Regions from separate parts of the Homo sapiens genome. Here region 2 is linked to region 1. A link is a loop called in an ENCODE intact Hi-C map of the cell type or tissue named here. Cell type or tissue: Calu3. All regions are shown on one strand. Links, peaks and the distances in the headings refer to the core of each region. The heading gives the core; the rest is flanking DNA. Region 1 overlaps AGBL4 (AGBL carboxypeptidase 4). Region 2 has its middle 27 kb from the start of ELAVL4.

Region 1 (11,210 bases), core at 2,194-10,193:
TTCACAGATCAAATAAAAGTTTAAAAACCTATTTTGATACATGGCAATATGCAATCCAATGGTTTTCTGTTGTGTTCTATGGCCTTTCTGCTGTGTGTCTGTTTTGCTATTGATTTTAATTATGGAATATAATTTCCGGCACGAGGTCTCAAGGCAGCTCCCTCCCACGGGCCAAGCTCTTGCTAGAGCCTCCCAGAGGAAGGCGAATGGGAAAGCAGTATGACTTAGAGCTATGTGCTATTCCTTACAAAGGACACAATGGTTCTTTTCATATAAATGTCACTGCTTCGGTCTGATGCTTCTCCACTATCCCACTAAGCTTGAAGTAAGAATGAAATGTGGGACTAGAAATACTGCTTAGCTGCTGGGCTCATTTCAACAAAAAGCAAAGGAACTTGCAAAGCAGAGCCTGAAACCAGGTATATGGTATGTCCAAACTGTGAGGGAGGCCCTCAGTTTACCAAAAGTTCAGGTCTGAAAATAATATTAGCATATGGGACACACACACATTATAACCTCTTGAGGCAAAGTGCATAATTGTAAAAAGTCATGAAGTGTAAATCTGGAGATTGGGTTCTCATTCCAGCTCTGTCACTAACTACCAATAGGACCTTATATAAGCAACTCAATGTATCAGCACCTCAATCTCCTAAGCTGCAAAACAAGATCATTTGATTCAACAATTGCTTCCTCTGTGCTAAGCATTGTGCTATGTGGTTTCACTGTTTCATTTAATTACCAGAATAACTTTGCCATGGAAACATTATAATCCAAGTACTTTGGGCCATGAACTACTTCTTTTTTGTACTTATCAGTCCATACTATAATTTATTTGTGTAATGACTGCCTGTCACCCTAGACTGTGATACCTTCAGAGCAAAAGTGGGTCTGATTTGATTCTATATCCCTAGGGTCTAGGACTTGTCAGAGTAAGACACAGGCAAGAAGAAGAGAGGCTGTTAGAGATGAAAGTCAAACTGAAAACTGACTTCACTAAAAGACAACCCAGGAGCAGAAAGTCATGAGAAGGCCCTGGGGCTTTGGCTTCTTCTATAACAGAACAGCAAATTTCTGTCTGTCTCTTTAATATATGCACACAAGCATTCATTCTCTTTTTCTCTCTCTCTCATTCTAGGGTGTGGGCAGGAACAGTCCAGGGTCTGTCAGTCAAGGTCAGTACTAACAGTGTTAGGAACTGGGTACAACTTGAGGGAGCTTGCAGCAGGTCAGATTCTCCATGAAGCAAAAACTGAAGAGGAAATTAGCACTCAGGATGTTTAAGGAACACTCCTGGGTTCAAACCTGCTGAAGGAGGAGAAAGAAGTAGGAGTTGATGAAGGAAAAAGTAAACTGTGATGCAAAACTAAGGGTACCCTTGTTACACCCTTAGGGAGCTCTGGAGCTAGAATGGCTTTTCAGAGCTGTCCTAAGTTGGGCCGAGATAACCAGGCCTTTATACTCCTTCCTATATGAATCAGCCGTTGGATGTAGAGTCCTTAGGAAGGAACACAACATTGGCTGTGTACCTCTCCGTATATGAAGCAATCCCTGAAGAGGCTTACAGCTGAAGGCTGTCTGCCGAGTACACTCCCAGGAACTGGGGCAATATGTCGTCTTCAAAGGAGAATCTGGATGGTGCATCATTGTGTCCACCACAGATCTCAAGATCACCAAATCCGGACTGGCAATGCATAAGAGGCATGAAGTTCTGGTAAGACTGGATAGCTAGTGGAGAGGAACAGGTGAACATATGTCGGGGTAGAAGTCAAGTCAGGCAGCAAGGATCCTGAAGGCTGCATGCCTAGGCCAGAGATTGTAAGTCCAAGTTGGCAATGCCTGAGTCTAGGGAGTCGGGCAATGTTCACAGGGTCAGGCAGGGCTCAACTAACATAGCAGAAACAGTTTTAAAACCAGCAGCTAAGAGGGCTCCAGGAAGTAACACCAAGGAATTGGGAAAGAAGAAAACTACTATTATTATATTACGTTCCTACTCTGTGCTAGGCATTTTACATAATTTATCTCCTTTCTTTCTAGTAACTCCAAGTTAAGATGCTATATTTCACCATGCTGCAGATAAGGATGCTGAGGCTTATAAGACTTCAGTAAGGTGATTTAATCAGTAAATGGTAGGGCGGACATTCAAGTCCAAATTAATGTCTAGGAGGAAAGGACAACTCAATGAGCCTGGGTTCCAGGGCAGAGTTTCTTATGTGTATGAGACACTCAAGTCCCAGCTGAAAGAAGACTCAGACCTACAGGTTCTGTGACCTTGTGTGAATCATCCATCTACGGGTCTCAGTTTTTTCTCATGTTTCAAATGAAGAGTGAAATGAATGACTTCTAAGGAACTTTTTATTCTTTTTTTTTTTTTAATTGAGACAGAGTTTCACTCCATCACCCAGGCTGCAGTGCAGTGGTATGATCTTGGCTCACTGCAACCTCCGCCTCCCAGGTTCAATCTATTCTTGTGTCTCAGCCTCCTGAGGAGCTGAATTACAGGTGCGTGGCAGCATCCCCAGCTAATTTTTTGTATTTTTAATAGAGGCAAGGTTTCGCCATGTTGGCTAGGCTGGTCTGGAACTCCTGACCTCAAGTGATCCGCCTGATTGGCCTCCCAAAGTGCTGGGATTACAGGCATGAGCTACCATGCCTGGCCTAAAGAATGTTTTAGTTCTAAACATCTATATATGTGAACCTAATACATGGTTCTAAATAAGAATACTCTATACAGAATAATGACTAACAGCATGAATTCTGGAGTCAGAGGGATCTGTGTTTAAATCCTTACTCTTTGACAGTGTGAAATTTAGTAGGGGTGTGGGTGGGTGGCACATGCATAAGTGTGTGTGTATTGATTTGTGTCTGTGTTTGAGGTGTGATATTTTAAAAACATCCAGAAAAGTATGAGACAAATAGAGTTCAGAGGGTGTTCTGTTCCATTTTCAATCTAGGGGTTATAAAACAGACTGCCTCTAGGCTGCCCCATAGCAAATTGATTCCTGTGGGATATGAACAAAAATTAGGAAGTACTATGTTCCCCCGTGAGAGGACACAGAAGTTAGCTGAGAATCTGGCTGGGAGCTTACTAGTGAGAAGTCCTCATGTCAAAGGAGAGACTATCTGATATAGATCATAGACAAGAGAAAATATGACACCAGAAAGGACTTCTAGGCCATGATCAACTGAGAGAGGGAGAGAGATAGAGAGAGAGAGAGAGAGACAGAGAAGGGAGACACAGCACCAGCAGTAGGTTTTAGCAGCAGATACCCTTAGACGGCCAAACACAGAGCTTGGACACCTCATTGGTCTCCTATCTGAGGAACAACCCAGATCAGCCATTCCATAGCTAAGATCAAAGAGAATCCAGAGACTATCTTGTGGATCCAAAATTCCCATGGCCGCCTTCTTCTCACAAGGTCAGTACTATCAGACACTATTTTAGAGTGGAGGAGGAGGCAGGGAGGGGAAGTAAAAATCCGAGAGATCAGGCAATTTTACCTAAAGAGCAATATATCAGTATAAAGGGGTGGTTTAGTTATGGCACAGGACCAAGTTTACTGGTTTGAAATAAAAGTTTTGTTATTGTTATTTATTTTCAAGCTTCCCAGCACGTGGGGACTCCTGAGGAAGACCAGAGCTGTTTTACAGAGAGGAAAATACCATATTTTGTCTGTGTCCTATGAGTAAAATTTCTGGACTCACTATTATAAAATATTAACATAAGATTTGATGTTACAATTTTACAGTGTTAGACTTCATGTATCTCTAATGTGAGTATAGTTATTGACACATAATAGGATCTTAGTATCTGTTGAATCAGTCTAATGAATAAATAAATGAATCCATTTTGAAAAGTCAGCCTCATAACACCCCTGTGAAGTAGATAGCAGTATAATATCCATTGAAAATCTAGGCTTAGAAAGGTTAACTGAGTTGTGACAAGCCATATATAGCATATACATTTGCATTGGTGTTTGAACTTGGGTCTCTTGACTCCAAGGCCATTTCCTGGTTCCACTATCACTTGTTCTCACTTCAATCTCATGCCAGCCACAAACCCACCACTAAGATGCTGAAGGACAAAGAGAGATTTTTCTGAGGCCCATTCTAGGCCTAGGGTCCTGTCCACTGACTCATGATTCAGATTCCTATTCTGTTATGAGGCATCTGTGGTTAGCAGTTCTCACATATTCATGTCTGATATAAATTTCTACATAGCTCAGCTTAAGAATGCATAAACCACTTCCCTGGTACAGACTTCCTGCTCACACAGTAAAAGCCAATCTCCCTCAGCATTTTCAGCCCCTGTTAGTGCTTACCCAATAGTTTCTGTCTTTGGGACCCCAGATTGAGAATTTGGGATTAGAGTCTACTGTTAGAGGCTTATTATTTTTGTCTTCCTGCTTATAGCAATATTTTTGCAAAGCTGAGACAGGTCCCTTAACCCAGGACTCTCAAGATGATGCAAGCACAGTCCTGCGAACATTTCCAGAGAGGTCAGAGGGTCAAAGGTTAGACTGAAGCCCAGGCTAAAGGATTAGATTATGAACAGGGCGCCTATAAGTAAAGGCTTGAGAACAGTTTTGAAAAGTGAAAATTTAGAATGTTAAAGCTGTCAAAGACCTAAGAAAAACACCTGATACAACTGTGCAGAAGGGGAAACTGCAGCCCCAAATGCACATGAGACTGCCCACAGTCACACAGGCTGAAGTTCTATGACACGCTGGATTCGCCTTTGAAGAGTCAAGCTTCTGACTTCTCTATTCCCTGCTCCTAATCTCACATCTCTCTGTTCATTTCCTAGCAGAAGTCTCTTCCCCTAGGCTGCTCCCTCCAAATCCTTATGGAATAGGTAACTGGTACTTGTGTTACTAAGAAGATTCTACACAATCCACTTCAAAACCTAGGGAAATTTGGATACAGAGACTTTAAGCTACTTGCTAATGGTCATCTAGAAAAACATGTTCTGTTTGACTGATATCCTTCTGACTTCTGATCTCCAGACCCCAAAATCTCTTTCATCTATGTATCATGCATATTCATCATAATCCCCCCTTTCCAGTGAAACAAAATTGTGTCGACTCTTTATTACTTCCACAAAACATTCTGATTTTCACATTCAAATCCCTTAGTGATTGGGTCCCAAACTAATCTGTGCACTCGCCATTCCACCGACTCATGTTCAGCCTATTTGGAGGTTCCTTACCAGGTTAGGAACATGCTATGCACTAGCACACCTCCAAACCATGGCTCATCCTGATCTCGCCAACCTCTCTGACTTAAGCTTCTTCTTCCTCCTTCTTCACCTGCTAAATAGTTCTTATTCTTCAAGGCTAACCTCAAATGGTTCCTCCTCTGGGAGGCATTTCTGAGTCCTCATGATAGAATTTAATGTTCATTCCTTTGTGTCTCCATATCACCCTGTACCTGGATTATGGCATTTTAAGTCACATTTTAATTTTATAGTAATGTATGTGAATCCCACAGTTGACTGAATCTCCTTGAGGGAAGGATATGTTTCATTTTTATAAAAGGAATGAACATTATCATACATTAAATAGAGAAGCAGGTACAATTATTTTTTTTCAGAGATTAGAAAAGCGGACAAAAGCACGAGGATGTAGAAGATGCTTTAATATTTATTCTCCTTTCCCCTTCATTTAATATTGACACTAACTTCTTGGATTACTTATTTCCATTTTACCATGGAAGAAGGGGAGATCAGATAATTCAAGTAATTTTCCCAAGGTTACAGAGCTTAACCTTGGCAGATCTGGGATTCTACTAAATTCGTCTGAATCCAAGTTCAAGGGCTCTTTCTAGTGTAGTTCTGTTGCCTCTCATGCACTCAGCCCAAATCCAAGCCATGGAAAGAAAGCTCAGAACTCCAAATGCCCTCTCCTATAATACATCACTCTAGGCATGAACGGGCTCCAGGAGGCACTATAGGTCTGAGAACAGTTTTTATAGTTTTGAAGTGACCAAATATTCACCTCTAAATATGGCTGAGATTATTTTATTATTTGCATAGAAAAGGCACCACAGACTGCCCTGTTTACCAATTCTTCTTTCCTCCCACACAAGAATCCTCCTAGAGCTGGGAGATATCACATTTCTTACACGAAAAATGGGCTAACAGCAATCTGAATTTCAATCTCTAGCCTAAACCTTCTGTTTCAAACCAGTACTAAATATTTTGCTGATATGCATTTGTTATTTTAAGTGGAATGCATTATACCAGACTCACAGCAGACATTATGCATTTATTTATTTATTTTAGGCATTGACATTAAGAGTATAGCTCTCTACTAAGCACTGAATGGCTTAATGTAAGCAAGTGCTGCCAGGTGGGAGGACAGGCATGGCTTTTGCAGACTTTCCCTGGATAGAGAGGGCGCAGTGAAACGGAACTGTAGAATTATGTTCCCAAGAACCAGACCCAAGAAGCTCTCTCAAGCACAATGTTTGCGAACAGCAAGAAACAACAGGACACAGGGATTATTTAAGAGGTCTCTGAGAGCCTGTAGGATCATAGAACTGTTACTTGGAAGGGTTCTTAGAGATCTGTCCATGCCCCACCTGTTACAGCTGGGGAAAGTGTGTTACAGAGAGAAGAGACAGCGTACCTAACATTACACAGTGAGCTAGTGGAGAGAGTTAGGACCGGAATAAGGAAATGCTGATATCCTGGTCCCAATACCATCCACTTTGCATTATTCTTCAGGAAAAAATATGGGAGCATCTAAGCATAATATTAATGAGTGCAAGCTTTAGAGTAAGTGGGACCTGTGTCTGCATTCTGTGTAACTCAGTAGCTGTGTGACATAGTAGCTGTGTAACATGAGAATGTTCCTCAATCTCGCTGAGCTTCAGTCCCCTTATCTGCAAAATGAAGTAATAAGAATAGCTACCTCATAAGAGTACCTAATTCATAGAATTAATCTGAGGATAAAATGTGCAAATGTATGGAAAACTCTTAGCACAGTGTCTGACACAATAAATTCTCAATAAATGTTCCTTTTTTTGATGATAATCCAATTGCTACTACATTCTTTTTCATCTCTTGATTAACTCCAAGGGCAAAATTAGAAGTACTGACTAAACTCTTTTTATAGAAAGGACAAAGGAACATAAAAACCCCTTTAAAATGGAAGAAGGAGCTAATATCATTTCTTAAGTGAGACAAGGTTAATGTAACTTGAAAACATATCTTTTACAGCCTTATCTAGGAGTTCAGTTTACCTAACCACAGTAGATTCAAAATATCTCTTTCTTTGGTGACGGACCCCAGTGCTGGCTGGTTGTTCTCAAAGCAATTCTGAAAGACTAGAGAACTACACCACATTCCAGATATATCCATAACGGGCAGTGAATGTTTCTAGTTAATTCTCTCTTGATACTGCCTTTACCAAAAGGGTTTTACCTTGCTTAAATCACACATACATACCTCACATATGCTTGTCACTCCAATCATCAGCAGAAACAACACTGAGTTCAATAATACACATTTTTATTTGTCTTTGTATACCAGGACCCAGGGCCAACTTCTGAGTATGTTCATTTTGAATTTCAGTGAAGGGTGTTATCATATGTTTGTCCTAAGAGAAGCAGTGTGGAAGATACTGCTTGGATGGCTACTGAATTCCCAGTGATTCTGCATTCCTTGGAAATGGGCCTAGTGACCAGAGGTAGGCACATGGCTGTGTCTGTCCAATATGATCCTGCCCTAGGCATAGTTCACTGAACCATAAGTCAATATCTGACCTAAGCAAGGACCCATTCCTTCTCTGAGAAATTTAGAACTGGAAATGGAGAGACAAGACTAGTTTTGTTGACACTGAGTCATATTCATGTTAATATCTGAGTAGGCATTCCATGAATTTCTACTGCTAAGGTTCCCCAAGGAGTGCCTGAAGGATTTACCCAAGGCTTTGTTCCTCAACTATCCTTTAAATTCTATGAAAGACCTTAATATCCTTCCAATATTATTGTCTCATTTTGTTGTTCTCTTTTATTTATAACCAAGAACAACTTTACTAGCAAAAGTGGGGTAGAAAATTATCTTGTAATGGTTAACACTACTTTTTCTTGAAAAGGGAACTTCCCTTTTTTGGAAAAATACTATGATAAGCTACTTGGGGATAGAAAATGAAATCCTAAGATCATGAGGTTCAACTGACAAAGAAACAAAAGGTGAAGTTTCTGTAGTTCATAAGAAATAAACAGGAATTTATAGATGGAACAAGCAGAGAAGAAAGGAAAGTGGGAGAAATGAATTAAAATATATACAGACAGTCTTCAATTTATGATGAATCGAACTGATGGTCTTCAGCTGTGTACTTCAATAATTAGTACTCATATAGCCATTCTATATTTTTACTTTCAGTACTGTATTTAATAAATTACATGAGATATTCAAAACTTTAGTATAAAATAGGCTTTGAGTTAGATGATTTTGCCCAACTGTAGGCACATTTAAGGTAGGCAAGGCTAAGTTATAATGTTTGGTAGGTTAGATATATTAAATGTATTTTCAATGTAATATTTTCAACTTACAATAGGTTTATGGGGATGTAACATCATTTTTAAGCAGAGAAGTTAGGAGTATCTGTACAAGGATTAGGATATGGAGAAGATGAAGCCCAAAATAATATAAATGGTTAAAGATGTCTTAAGAGCAGGTGTGACTAAAATTAAAGTTTAATGTTGTTTGCATTGCTGTAACATAAAGTCCTTCCATCTCCCCAAATCTTCAGGAAAGTCTGTTCTACACATAAAGACTTCATATAGTGGATTAATTGTCTGTGTGTATATATGCCTGTGGGCATGTATGAATATGTGTATGTGTGTGTGTGTGTGTGTGTGAGAGAGAGAGAGAGAGAGAGAGAGAGAGAGAGAGAGAGAGACAATATTTACATGTATCCAAGAGAAGGGTTGAATTCCTTGCCTGGGTCAATAAGAACATCATATGCAGGATAGGGGGATGATCAATAAACTGACCTAATACAGGGAGCTATGAGCCAATAATATTCAGAATACAAAAATTTACCCCAACCCACAGAAACCTCTGGGAGAGATTGGAAGGGATATAGAGCTCCCAGTACCCATAGGGTGGGGGCTTTGTGCTAATTTTACTTGAATCTTTGACAAATAAACCTAAAAACCCACTTCAGGTGACATCTAATTTACAGAGCCTATTTGGACAAGTGACCTTGGCAAGTTATCTCTCTTTCTGCTTCAGATCCTTAGTCCAGCCAGGATTGCTACCAGGGATCTTCACTTTCAACCCTCTGCACTGTAAGAACGTTGGGGCAGACAGGCCATTCCATAGCTACTTCTCTGATATCAGAATGTTCGTATATATTCATCCTGTTGTTACCTATGAATTCTTTTGTTCATGTATCCACTCATTCAACAAATATTAATTAGCCATCCATTATGTGTTAGCCACTATTCTAGATACCTGGGATACACCAGCGAATAAAACAGGAAAATCCCTATTCTTCCCTTCTGGGACACCAGAATTTAAATAATAGGAAGTTTTGGTACAGTTTAAACAAGAATAAAATAAAGTAGAAAAAAGAAAAGCAGGTAAGGAGAAGGGAAAGGTGGGGGAATCTCTGTTTAATGAGAGCACAGGAGCTTTTCTGGTGATTGCAAACCAAATGAACAAAACTGTATCTAGAGTCTCCAAGCCATCATAGAAACTACTTTCTGCAAGTAATGGTTCTGGAAGTACAAGGCCTCATACTGCCATCAGAGTGAGCAAAGCATGCTGGGAGGCCTCATCTCTTTGCACTGTCAGGGGAGAACGTTCAGTGTTATTGACAAAATAGTGAATGATTTCTTAATAGAATACAGTCAGCAGAGACAGGGGTTATGGCATAATTAACATAACATGAATTTTTTAAAACCCCATGTGCCACCTGCCAGCAGGAGATAGGCCAGAGACAGAGAAGGGGTGACAGCCGGACAGAGGTTTGCTCCACTCTTCACCCTACAGCATTTGTTAAGGCCCTAAATCTGGGTCCAGTAGGTATGGCAAAGTGCACTAAACTGCAGACAGGAGAACGCCCTCAGTTCTGCCATGAACTCACTGTGTGACCTTCAGCAAGTTCCACCCCTTCTCTGGGCCCTTCATCCAGTTACCTACCTGAAAAATGAGGGGGTTGGATCAAATGATCCTCTAGACATGGGTTTTTCAAACATTCTATTATAACTTTTAAGCACAACCTCCTTTTTCAAAAAACTTTACCTAAAGCCCTATAACCTTAAGCAACTGAAAGCAGAACTGCTCTAAGTGTAATAGCAGCAGCTGGGGACAGATAGGAATTCATCTTCTCTCCTCGGTAGCATCACCTTTTACTTCCCTGGATTGGGGAGAAGGTTTCCCCAGTCATCTTAGCTACACCCCTTCTGCTCTCTGAGGGAACAGCTACTGTGGAAGCCATCACCCACCCAGTGAATCTAGCACTGGAGTGCACTGTCTGCCTCAACTGGAAGGCTGTTAGGGCTCTTCTCACCAAACTTGACCTTTGAATTTCCCTCAGTCCCTGCTAGAATCTCAAAATCCCTCTGGCATCTATCTTGACCTGACTATTACTCTCCACCTGGGTGGGGCCATCCCTTAATCTAATCCAATCTCTCACCTTCTCCGTCCTTCCTTCCTCCCAGTGTCCACTCAGAATAATGTAATACTGCCCACCTCACAGAGTAGTTTTGCAAGTAAAATGAATTAATATATGTTAGTATTTAGTAGAGTGCTTGGCACATAACAAGCATTATTAGAGTATTTTTTACTATTGTTAATTTTATTGTTGTTGTGAATAGTATTTTCTAGGTGCCAGCAATACCATGGCTTAAACTCTGGTGAATCACTAGATTGACTAATCTTAATTTACCTACCAACAGCTTTCATTTTTGCCTCACTGATTCCACCTTTCCCCGTCCACTTTCATTTTTCTTACTGACTTCTATATTCATGCATCATCCAACATCACAGATTTTAACCCCAATACTATGTTTTTAGCAAATAGAACAATGCCTGGCTCACAATAAGCCATCAATAAGTACTTTCTGAATGAATAATAAAAAAAACTCCAATTATCTTTTTTCTCACTCCATTTCAGCTCCCGTCACCTCATCTCTCCCCCATCAACACACACATTCTACCCTGTCTACAATCTCAGATGTCCATATTGTGTTCTCCA
Region 2 (11,210 bases), core at 2,217-10,216, 980 kb after region 1:
CACCCAGGCTGGAGTGAAGTGGCATGATCTCGGCTCGCTGCAACCTCCACCTCCCGGGTTCAAGCGATTCTCATGCCTCAGCCTCCTGAGTAGCTGGGATTACAGGCATGCACCACCACACCCAGCTATTTTTTTTGCATTTTAGTAGAGATGGGGTTTCGCCATGTTGGCCAGGCTGGCCTCAAACTCCTGGCCTCAAGCGATTGTCCCACCTTGGCCTCCCAAAGTGCTGGGATTACAGGCATGAGCCACCGCACCAGGCCAACTTATGGTATTTTCAATTGAGATGTACCCCGATCATAAATCAAGGAGCAGCTGTATATGTAGGCCATGGGGAGATTGTAGAGGATTTCAGTTGAGAGTAAGGTAACCTCTTATCAGTGGTTTTACTTTCCACAGTTTCAGTGACCCTTGGTACTTGACCTTGATCCCAACCTTCGTCAAAAATGCTACATACAGTAAGATATTTTGAGAGAGAGAAAGAGATCACGCTTACATAACTTTTATTACAATATACTGTTATAGTTGTTCTATTTTATTATTAGTTATTATTGTTGATCTCTTACTGTGCTTACTTCATAAATTAAATGTTATCATAGGTATGTATGTATGTATGTATACAAAAACACCATAGTATATATTGTGTTAGGTACTATCTCAGTTTCAGGCATCCACTGAAGGTGTTGGAACATATACCCAGTGGAGAAGAGGGAACTACTGTAGTGTGAGCAGGCTTGCATATTCCAAGGGTCCTGGAGGCAAAAATGTGTAAGGAAATGTCTGACATGAGATAGACCTGGGCCTGGGAAGTGAGTCTGGAGCCTTTAGTCCTATGCAAGAAAGAGGATAAGCTGTGTTCTGTAAGGCCAGGGAGAATGGGAAGAAAGAGAGAGGGGGAGGGGAAATATTTGACGATTATTTAGGGGTATAATGCCTGAACCATAATAGTTGCTTGATAAGCATTTATTGAGTGAATTAAAGTACAATCAGCAGGACTTAGAAAGTCCTGGTGATGAAAGACAAGGAGATGAGTTGTAACCTGTGCAAGTCACTCAACTTCTCTAAGCCTCAGCTCTTCATCTGTGAGAGGGGAAAGCTAAGGGTACTTCCTATTATATTTGTCAAAAATCTCCAGAGAAACAAAGTAAATGGGATGTTTCTCTCTCTCTCTCTCTCTCTCTCATACATATATGTTAGATACATGACCCTATACTGCACAGCTTATCCTCTTTCCTAAAGAAGACTAAAGCCTCCAGATTCACCTCCCAGACCCAGTTCTATCCCATGTTAGATACATGTATATAAGTAGATACATGTGTATATGTATTAGGTGTAGGGGAGACATATAGGGAATTGGCTCACATGATTGCAGAGGGTCACAAATCCCAAAATCTGTAGTCAGCAAGATGGAGACCCAAGACAATTGATGGTATAGTTTTAGTACAGATGCTGGCAGGCTTAAGCCTGGAAAGAGCCAATGTTTCAGTCTGTGTTCAATAGCAGGAAAGAATTGAAGTCTCACCTTAAGACAGTCAGGCAGGAGGAGTTCCCTCTTACTTGAGGGAGGGTTGGCCATTTTGTTCTATTCAGGCCTTCAACTGATTGGATGAGGCCCACCCAAATTAGGGAGGGCAAATGACTTTTTTCCGTCTAGGGAGGGCAAATGACTTTATTCAGTCTACTGAGCCAAATGTTAATCTCATTTAAAACACCTCACAGACATATCTAAATAATATTTGACCAAATATCTGGTCACCCTGTGACCCAGTCAAGTTGATACATAAATTAACTATCATACTTACCCTGCTTGCTGTGAAATGCTGTTAAGTTTTAAAATACTGTACACATGAAAGGAAGTATCACTATTGATTCAAAGAGAAAAGGTTACTTTAATGATAATAGCTTAATTTTATCCAGTGCTTCCCATATCCCAATTATTATTTGGTCTTACTAGCATTATCTCATTTAATTCTCTCAATAACTTTATCCCTCTGTTTACCCGTTAGAGAGTCCATGTCTACAATTGTTGCTGCACACAGATTCCCTGCATTAAGACATGGTGAAGAGGAGCACAGTCTCTGGAGCCAGACTTCCATGGTTTCAATCCCAGCTCTGTCACTAGCCTACATGACCTTGGGAGCAAGTTACTAACTTCTCTGTCCCTGTTTCCTCTTCTCTGAAATGGGATAATTGCAAAGTGCTTAGGACAGAGCCTGGCATTTAGTATACAAATATATACCTTGTGTGTGTGTGTGTGTGTGTGTGTGTGTGTGTGTGTATATAGTATTTGTGTGTTTATATATCTATGTGAATATATTGCAGTAGTAGTGGTGGTGATGACGACAGTGATTACACAGAGAGCAAACTCTCATGCCTTCAGGCACCAGTCAGGTAATATCAGTGTGTGAAGCGATAAATAATAGGTCAATATGGAGTGGGGGAAGTGAGTGGAGAACTAGGGAGTGTCCTCTTAACTTGAAGGCATTAAAATCCAGGAATTTCCAAAACACTACTTGGGCCACCTAAAACTCATTTTTTTTTTACCCTCAGGTTGCCGTCTGCCAAACTGTAATGAGTGTTTCACAAGTACTTCCCTTAACAATTGTGCTAGCAGAGTGGCCCATTTTACAGATGTCAAATTCGAAGCTCACTTACAAGGTAGTCAGTACCAGGGGAAACTGGGACTGAACAAAGGGAACAGAGGTCTGACTCCAAAGCCAGTAGGGCTATTTGGATGGTCTCAAGGTTCCTAGGTGAGTGGAACTGGAACATTCAGTTCGTCCTACTGTCTGTCATCTCTAACCCCTTTGAGGATACGATCTCTCACTGATCTGTGGCAGAGGTAGAGCAAGTGAAAGAGGAAAGGTGCCTGTGGTGCTTGCAGTCTCCCTGGAATGTCTTCTGTGCTCTCCCTGTGCAAATCCCACATCCTGCTGACACCACCCTCTCTTCTCCATTCCCGTGCCTATCACATGTGCGTCTGTTGGTGGCCATGCAGGTTATGGCTGTTTATGTTTGTGATGCTCCTTCCATTGTGAGCTCAGAAGGGTTAGACCCATATTCATTTTTCCATCTCCTACCTGTTTGAGTTTCCATTGAGTACCATCCATTAAATACCATCTGCTGGATCTGAGTTCTAGTTATTATCCATCTCTCATCAAGTGATGAAGTCTGGGTGATTCATTTGCCATCTAAGATGTTCAGTTTCTGCAACTTTTAATTTGTAATTATTTATTATTATTTTTTAGATGGGGTCTTGCTTTGTTGCCCAGACTGGTCTCGAACTCCTGGGCCCAAGAGATCCTCCTGCCTCAGCCTCCCAAGTAGCCAGAGCTACAGGTGTGTGCCACTACACCTAGCTCTCCATCTTTAAAACTGGGATAATAACTGTCACAAGTTGTATTCCCCAGGAAGTAGATTCTGATGTAGACTAGCATGTAGGAGATTTATTAGGGAGCGTTCTTGGGATCATCACAGGGGAAGAGAAGGGAAGGAAGCAGGATCAGGCAAAGGGAGAAGAGAGGTTACAGTACATTTTTAATGAAGGCCTCAGCCCCTTCCATGAGAAGCTCTGAAGCTAAGATAGCCTTTCAAAATAGTCCTGAGTCAGGGTGAGGGTGTCAGGTCTTTATACCCTATGTTGATCACTCACTGGATGTGGACACCTCAAGAAGGGGGCATGACCTTGGGAAAGACAATTCTCTCAGTCAAGGCAGTTTCAAAGAGAGTTGACAGTTGAGGGTTGTCTAAACTAAAGTTATTCTGTTTCAGAGGAGGACTTGGAAGGCATCACAGCCTCCCAGTAACCCAAGAAACCAAGTTGGTTAACCCAGTTACTCAAGTAACAACTTCACAGGAAGGTTGATACATGTAAAAGCATACTGTAAGGTGTTAAACTTAAGGTTTTAGTTGTTGTTAATGTTAAAAGTAATATTACTGGGGCTGGGTAAATACTTCTTCAACTGAGTTGATTCTGTGTTTTTAGAGCAGCTTCTCAATAAAACTCATGCAGTTAGTATACACCCTTGTTTTATTCTTCTCACTTCCCAAAGACACCCTTCTCCCTCTCTCTTTTGTTATTAAGCTCATCTTAAACGTGCGTATGCCATCCTATTTTAAAACCTCTAGGGTTGGTTTGATTTGATTTCCTTTCCACTGAAATGACTGTTCTGAACTCTGACCTTAATCTGGGATGGTTAGAACAGCTGGAAGCACTTTCTTGACTGTCTATCTATCTTCAGACTTTATATTCCATACAGTCTCAGAGAAAGTTTAAGTGCGGTCTTTAAACATTGCTAACATTAACAATTCCCATCAATGAAGTTAACTAAATGTAAATCAGTACTGGCACTAGCATTCCCAACTTTGTACTGATCCTGGATAGGCTTGTAAGGCTCAGACGTCAGAATATCTTAGCAGAAGCTGACAACAGGAAAAATGAATGTTCTAAAGATCAAGAATATTGAGCAACTATGAGTCAATTCCAGGGACTAGCTGCTTATAGAAAAGAACTGTGTATGGGAGTTCAAAGGTGTAATATGTTGTTGATTTCACACACACACACACACACACACTCACACACATACTGATGTGGTCAGGCAATCATTCTCTGAATTCCATCATCATTTGATTTCTCTCAAATATATATGTGTATATATTTCTAACTCACAAATCTCATTGTGTCATTTCCCTGATGAAATATCTTCTGTAGCTCCCTGACATCTCCATCAGAAAATCTAAAGTCTTAGCAAAGCTCTTATGTTCCCTAAATATGCCAGAATTTTTATGCTGCTGTGTCTTTGGGCATGTCGTTTCCTTTCTGCAGAAAGCTTTCTCATTGCTTATGCATCCTTCAGGTCTCAGTTCAGATGTTACCTCCACTGGACAGCCTTCCCTGGCTTCCCCACAATGACACTTGCTGTTCTGTGCTGCCTTTCCTCCAAGACAGTGAGCTGCAGGATGGAAGGAAATAAATTCGTGGACTAGTTGGAGGGGTGAGAAGATCAGGGTAGAGAGAGAATGGGAGAAGTTATATGCAAAGCCTTTGTACTTAAAACTTTCATCTTGCAGAGTCGATACTCGGTTATATGTATCTCTAAAAGTGTGACTTAATATATCTGATATTTCATTTTGTTCTTGGCTTTAAGAAGAACCAGAATCTTTTGATTCAAGGATTAGAAGAGCTTCTAAAGGTAGGCTTTCTGACAAAAGGAAAACTTTCCCCTGACTGCCCTCTTGTGGAGGTGCCAAAATAGCCCAAAGATGGCAAGTCCATAAAATCATCATAAACCTTAATTGAGAGAGCAGTTTTCTGTACTGTCTGTTGTACTGGTTAGTCAAGCTGCCATATGCATATAATTACATATTTTTAAAATTTGAATGTGGCAAGGCATGCCCCAAACTGAATTCAGTTTGTCTCTGGTAAATCAGATGGTTCTTCAAGAATACAGAATACCCAGAGTGAAGGTTATGAACAGCACATGGAGACAGGCCACATGTGATTAAGAGCGGTCTCTGGTGGATGAAGTGCTAGATGCACACTAGCTTTCACTAGCACTTTAAGTTCCATTTCCCCTAGGCTCATGCCATGCCTAAGAATCATCTGCTGACCTATGTTAAAATGCTGATTTCTGAGCCATTCATCCAGATTCTGATTCAGTGTGTCTGGGCTAGAGCCCAGGAATCTGCCTTTAATAAGCACACCAGGGTGATGCTAATGGATGTAGCCCTTTTGAATCTTGCAGTGGGGATGGGTTTTATAGAGTCATTTACATGCTTTTCTACAACTGGGGCAACTTTCTTATTTTATTTTGAAAATTTTTTATTGTTATACTTTAAGTTCTGGGATACATGTGCAGAATGTGCAGGTTTGTTACATAGGTATACACGTGCTATGGTGGTTTGCTGCACCCATCAACCCGTCATCTACATTAGGTATTTCTCCTAAAGCTACCCCTCCCCTAGTACCCCCACCCCCTGACAGGCCCTGGTGTGTGATGTTCCCCTCCCTGTGTCCATGTGTTCTCATTGTTCAACTCCCATTTATGAGTGAGAACATGCAGTGTTTGGTTTTCTGTTCCTGTGTTAGTTTGCTGAGACTGATGGCTTCCAGCTTCATTCATGTCCCTGCAAAGGACATGAACTCGTCCATTTTTATGACTGCATAGTATTCCATGGTGTATATGTGCCACATTTTCTTTATCCAGTCTATCATTGATGGGCATTTGGGTTGGTTCCAAGTCTTTACTATTGTGAACAGTGCCACAATAAACATACATGTGCATGTGTCTTTATAGTGGAATGATTTATAATCCTTTGGATATAAACCCAGTAATGGGATTGCTGGGTCAAATGGTATTTCTGGTTCCAGATCCTTGAGGAATTGCCACACTGTCTTCCACAGTGGTTGAACTAATTTACACTCCTACCATCAGTGTAAAAGCATTCCTATTTCTCCACATCCTCTCCAGCATCTGTTATTTCCTGACTTTTTAAAGATCGCCATTCTAACTGGCATGAGATGGTATTTCATTGTGGTTTTGATTTGTATTTCTCTAATGACCAGTGATGCCTTTTTTCATATGTTTGTTGGCCACATAAATGTCTTCTTTTGAGAAGTGTCTGTTCATATCCTTTGCCCACTTTTTAATGGGGTTGTTTGTTTTTTTCTTGTAAATTTGTTTAAGTTCTTTGTAGATTCTGGGTATTAGCCCTTTGTCAGATGGATAGATTGCAAAAATTTTCTCCTATTCTGTAAGTTGGACTAGGACAACTTTTTATAGAAGTCATGATTTTACCTATTCTCATCTATTGTCTCCATTAGAGCACTCTTTTTAGAACTTATGCCTTGATTTTTGGCTTGAAAGACATGGTCTTCATTTCCATACATGAGATTGCTAGTAAGAATTAGGCATTTGATCTATAACTATGGAACAGACTTTCTTTCCTGTCTCCTTTCCTCCTTCCCTCCTTTTCTCTGTAGCTACCTACCTGTCTGCCTAACTATGTACCTATGTACCTACCCACCTGTATTTACAAACCAACCTTCATTGTGCCTTGTACCCAGTGAACCAATGTGAACTTCAGAAAAGCCAGCCTTTCAGAATGGGGATTACCCTGGGATTTTGACCTTTTTGATAGGGAAAGATGAAAAAGCATTGGCCAGGAAGTTTAGCTCTCCTAGAGAATAATACCAACAGCCATTTTTTTAAGATATGGAGTCTCACTCTCACTCAGGCTGGAGTGCATTGGCATGATCATAATGCCCTGTAGCCTCAAACTCCTGGGCTCAAGTGATCTTCCCACGTAATCCTCCTGAGTAGCTGGGAATACAAGCACACAACACTTTACCTGACTAATATTTTTTATTTTTTTTATTTTTTGAGACACTGGGTATTGGTTTGTTGTCCTGGCTTGTCTCAAACCCCCAATGTCAAGTGATCCTCCCAACTCAGCCTCCCCCAACTGCCATTTCTTGAACACCTGCCAGATACCAGGCATTCTATAAGACTTTTTAGGTACATTATTACTAATTCATCAAAGTAGTTCACAGGTGAGGAAATTGGAAGCTTAAAGAGGTTATGTACTATGTAAGTCATCTAGAGTCTTTAAGGTTGAACTATAACTTGAATCAGGTATGTCTGACTTCAAAGCTCCTTCCTCTCTCACTGGATGAGCATGTATCTAACTACCTGCAGGTGGATACCAATGGTCATCAGCCTTCTCTGGGTCTACTAGTTAGTTTTGTTGTCATTAAACATAAAATTTGGGGAGAAAACTCCATATTCAAAAAAGTAAGTTAGCAAATCAAGCATTTCTCCAGGGCACAGCTGCTATTTTCCCACTTTCTGAGAAATCTGAAAATCAGTATTGAAATAGAAAGGAAAAGAATGCTTACTGTGAATTTTTAGAAGTTTCTGAAGATTGTTTTAGGACCACACTGGGCAGCCACGTATCTTAATTTTGCATTTTGTAAAGAACCTGTGGCATTGTTGACACTCCTGAAAGGTCAATAACTACTTGTTTGGTATTTCAAGTTAATTGTGAGTTTCTGCATTTTGCATAGCTGAGTCTTTATTGTTAAAAGGTCCCTCATAAATGTTGCATTCCCCTCATTGTTGAGAGCTGCCTTGAATGCCTAGTAGGCCAATGGAAATACATTTGTTGCAGTGGAAAGGCATTTGACTTAACACAGCGTAATTAATTTTTCTTTAGCCATCAGGACATTTTTAAAAATCAAGTTTGTGTTTTTCTGATTATGAAAGAAGCACATGTTCAGTGTTAACAATTAGGAACATATAAAACAGTATAAAGATGATAAATCATCCATGATCTTCTTACCCAAGAGTAATTATAGTAGTAATTTTTTTAAAGTTCTTTAAATAAGGCATGTTTACCATGTGTCAACTCTGTTGTAGGGTAGGTGACATAATTCTAATTTTATAGATTTGGTAACTAAGCTTAGAAAGGTTAAATAATTGTCCTGCTTAGTTTACAACATTCTGTTTTCCCCTAGTTCCAAAGCCTATACTGTCCCACATAACCACTGTTAACATTCTAGATTGTTTCCTCCAAGTCTTTTTTTATGCATATTTTTTCATGGCTGAGATCATACTGTGAACACAGTTTTGACCCTCCCATTTACCCTTCACATAATGGTATAAGCATTTTCCTTATATAATATGGCTCTGCCTCCCTCCCTGCCTTCATCTCATACCTGCCCCCTTCTGTCTTGTATGCCACACTCCAGTCACATTGGCCTTTTTTCTGTTCGTGGAACAAGTCAAGAATGTTCTTGCCTTGGGACCTTTGCACTGGCCATTTCCTCTGCCTCAAACACTCTTGTCTTAGATCTTAATGGCTCATTGGTTAGTTTTTTCTCATCCTTTAGGTAGGTGTCAGCTTCAATATATAGGTTTTCCCTGAAAGTCTTATCTCACATAGGTCCTGTTTTCTTTCTTAGCACTTGGTGGATTTCCTTCATAGCACTTCTTATAACTTACCATTAGTTCATTTTATTTGCCTTTTTATTGTGTTATTGTATCACCTTCACCTTTATAGGTCTGGGCCTAACATGGGCTTATACATGATGCTGCATTGAACATTTTTCTATATAAAACACTTTCTCTATCATTATGATAGTTTCATAGAAGTTCAAACTAGATCAAAGTGTAGGAACATTTTGAGGGCTCTTGCTTCACATTACTGCAAAAATTTCATCCCAGCATCCCAAAGTGTATACAACTATAAGCACTGTGTGGGGGTGCCAGTTTCACTGCATCCTTGCCAGCATCATCAGTTTTTAAAGTCTTAGCTATTTTGATAGGTGACTTAAACCATGCCTGCACACTGTAGGTGCTCAGTAAATTTCATTTGCTAAAGAGATGATATATAAAGTTGACATTTGGCCAGAGTTCCAAGAACACACACATCCTTTCCTGGACTCCTTTTCCTTTGAGGTCACACAGAGAATGTAATACAGAGAACAGCAGTAGCCAGTGCCATGGCGTACACCTATAATCACAGCACTTTGGGAGGCCAAGGTAGGAGGATGGCTTGTGGCCAAGGGTTCTAGAGAAGAGCGGCAAGTAGAGGTGCCCAGATTGGCTCTATTTTCAGCCTTCATAATCTGGGCAGGATCTTCTGAAAACTTTATTTTGCTAGGCCTAGAGGTAGCCATTGTCTAAAAATACAGTTGCCCCTTGCTCCTTTTCCTCTAAATCTATATCCAAATAGTAAGGAAGGACCTATTCAGAGCAAAGAAAGCATATTTGCGTTGTCATTGCTGGCATAGACCTGTCCAAATGCCATTTCAATATTATCTCCTTGACAGATGAGGTACCATTTTTATTCAGATATCTAATTAGCAATCGCTTTAAAAATTCATCATATTTAATGCATGGCATAGTAAATACTTTATCCTCTGAGACTTTAACCCAATATAAAGCTCTTGAACCTGACTGTATTTACAGCTGCAAGCCTCCTTCTTAGGGAGGCAGCGAAGGGGGAGATAGATGCAGAGATATCCCCTTAGCATTATTTTCATGTATGAGTTTTAAAACTAGTTGTGAGGGTAGATGTTTTCCCACATGTTTGTTCACCAGTTGTAAGTCCTATTTGGGGTAACTGTTCATGTGTTTTGTCTGAGTCTGTATTGTGTTTTGTAATACATTTATGTGAGTGCTTTAAGTAGTAAAAGCAGTGATCTTTTTTTTTGTATCTTTGGTAAATATTTTTCCAGCTTGTCTTCCCTGAAACTTTTTCTGTTTTAGACTTCCTGAAGTTTTAAATGTACATGTAGGCCATTCCGTCAATATTTTTCCTTGTTAATTGCTTTTAAGCTTATAAGAGTCCAAGATTGGCTAATGGGTTACTTTTTTTTCCTAGTTATTTTATGGTTTGATAAGCATGTCTTGCTTAGAAGGTCCTTTCTACTTGTATAAAGGAATGTTGAAATTGTATGAAATGTAAATACCTGGTTCCACAGCATTTTCCTTGAAATTGGGAAATTTTTCTAGTTTGGCTTTGAAAAAAATAGATTTCAAAATAAGGTATAACTAGATAAGATTTAAAGGTATTTCTTTGTTTAGTTCCTTGGAACCATTCAGCTTTTATATATATATATATATATATATACTCTCTCTGCTCTGCCTCCTGGAATAGTATGCGGAGGAACCCTTTAGCATACTAATATAATAAGGATGCTTTTTATGGCTTAAGAGATCTTGGGAATCCTTGGGAAATTGTTCAGTGACTCTCTGCAATGGAATTAATGTTTTAAACCCAGAAGCATGCATTCTATATAAGAGATATATTTTCAGAGCTCTTCTTGCTATGAGCTTTCCAACCCTTGCCTCCTACCACCCTGGGAGTGGTGCACCCTCCACACCCCGCACCCTCCACCCCCAGATAATTGGATTGGAGCTAGTGTTCTTTGTTGTTTGCTTTTCAGAGAGGGGTGGTTGTGTATTATATTCTGGAAGGAATAGGTACTGCTGTAGTGTGAGTGCATTCTCTCGGGGACTCTGCAGATCCAAGGCCAGTTCTTCATTCTGAGCCCCTCAAGTCACTCCTTGGCCTCTGCTGTTCTTTAGCTAAAGGAAGAGATTCCCATTGTTCCCATCTATTTTTCCAAAGGGAGAATGCCAGTACTGAGGAAGAGGGTGGGCTTAGAGAGTCAATCAATTATCTTTTGGGCTTAAAACTAAAGA

The links. A loop is a pair of places that touch in the nucleus more often than their neighbours do. Peaks named below come from ENCODE experiments on the same cell type or tissue, not always from the same donor. Only the 100,000 strongest peaks of a DNase experiment are listed, where the experiment ranks them.
Region 2: it touches region 1 in a loop (11-fold over the local background); 1 of 110 quality-filtered maps calls a loop at or near these places.

Annotation. Positions count from the first base shown.
Region 1 is chr1:49,098,831-49,110,040 of GRCh38, forward strand. The region is part of intron 4 of AGBL4 (AGBL carboxypeptidase 4); the gene reads right to left. Among named protein-coding and RNA genes, the nearest start is that of AGBL4-AS1, 150 kb to the right of the region's middle. In Calu3, for the core only: no CTCF peak of the experiment used is centred there; DNase peaks (open chromatin) are centred at 4,091 and 5,931.
Region 2 is chr1:50,075,866-50,087,075 of GRCh38, forward strand. It overlaps a transcript of ELAVL4 not described here. Among named protein-coding and RNA genes, the nearest start is that of ELAVL4, 27 kb to the right of the region's middle. In Calu3, for the core only: CTCF peaks have their summits at 5,239 (motif pointing left) and 5,515; a DNase peak (open chromatin) is centred at 5,246.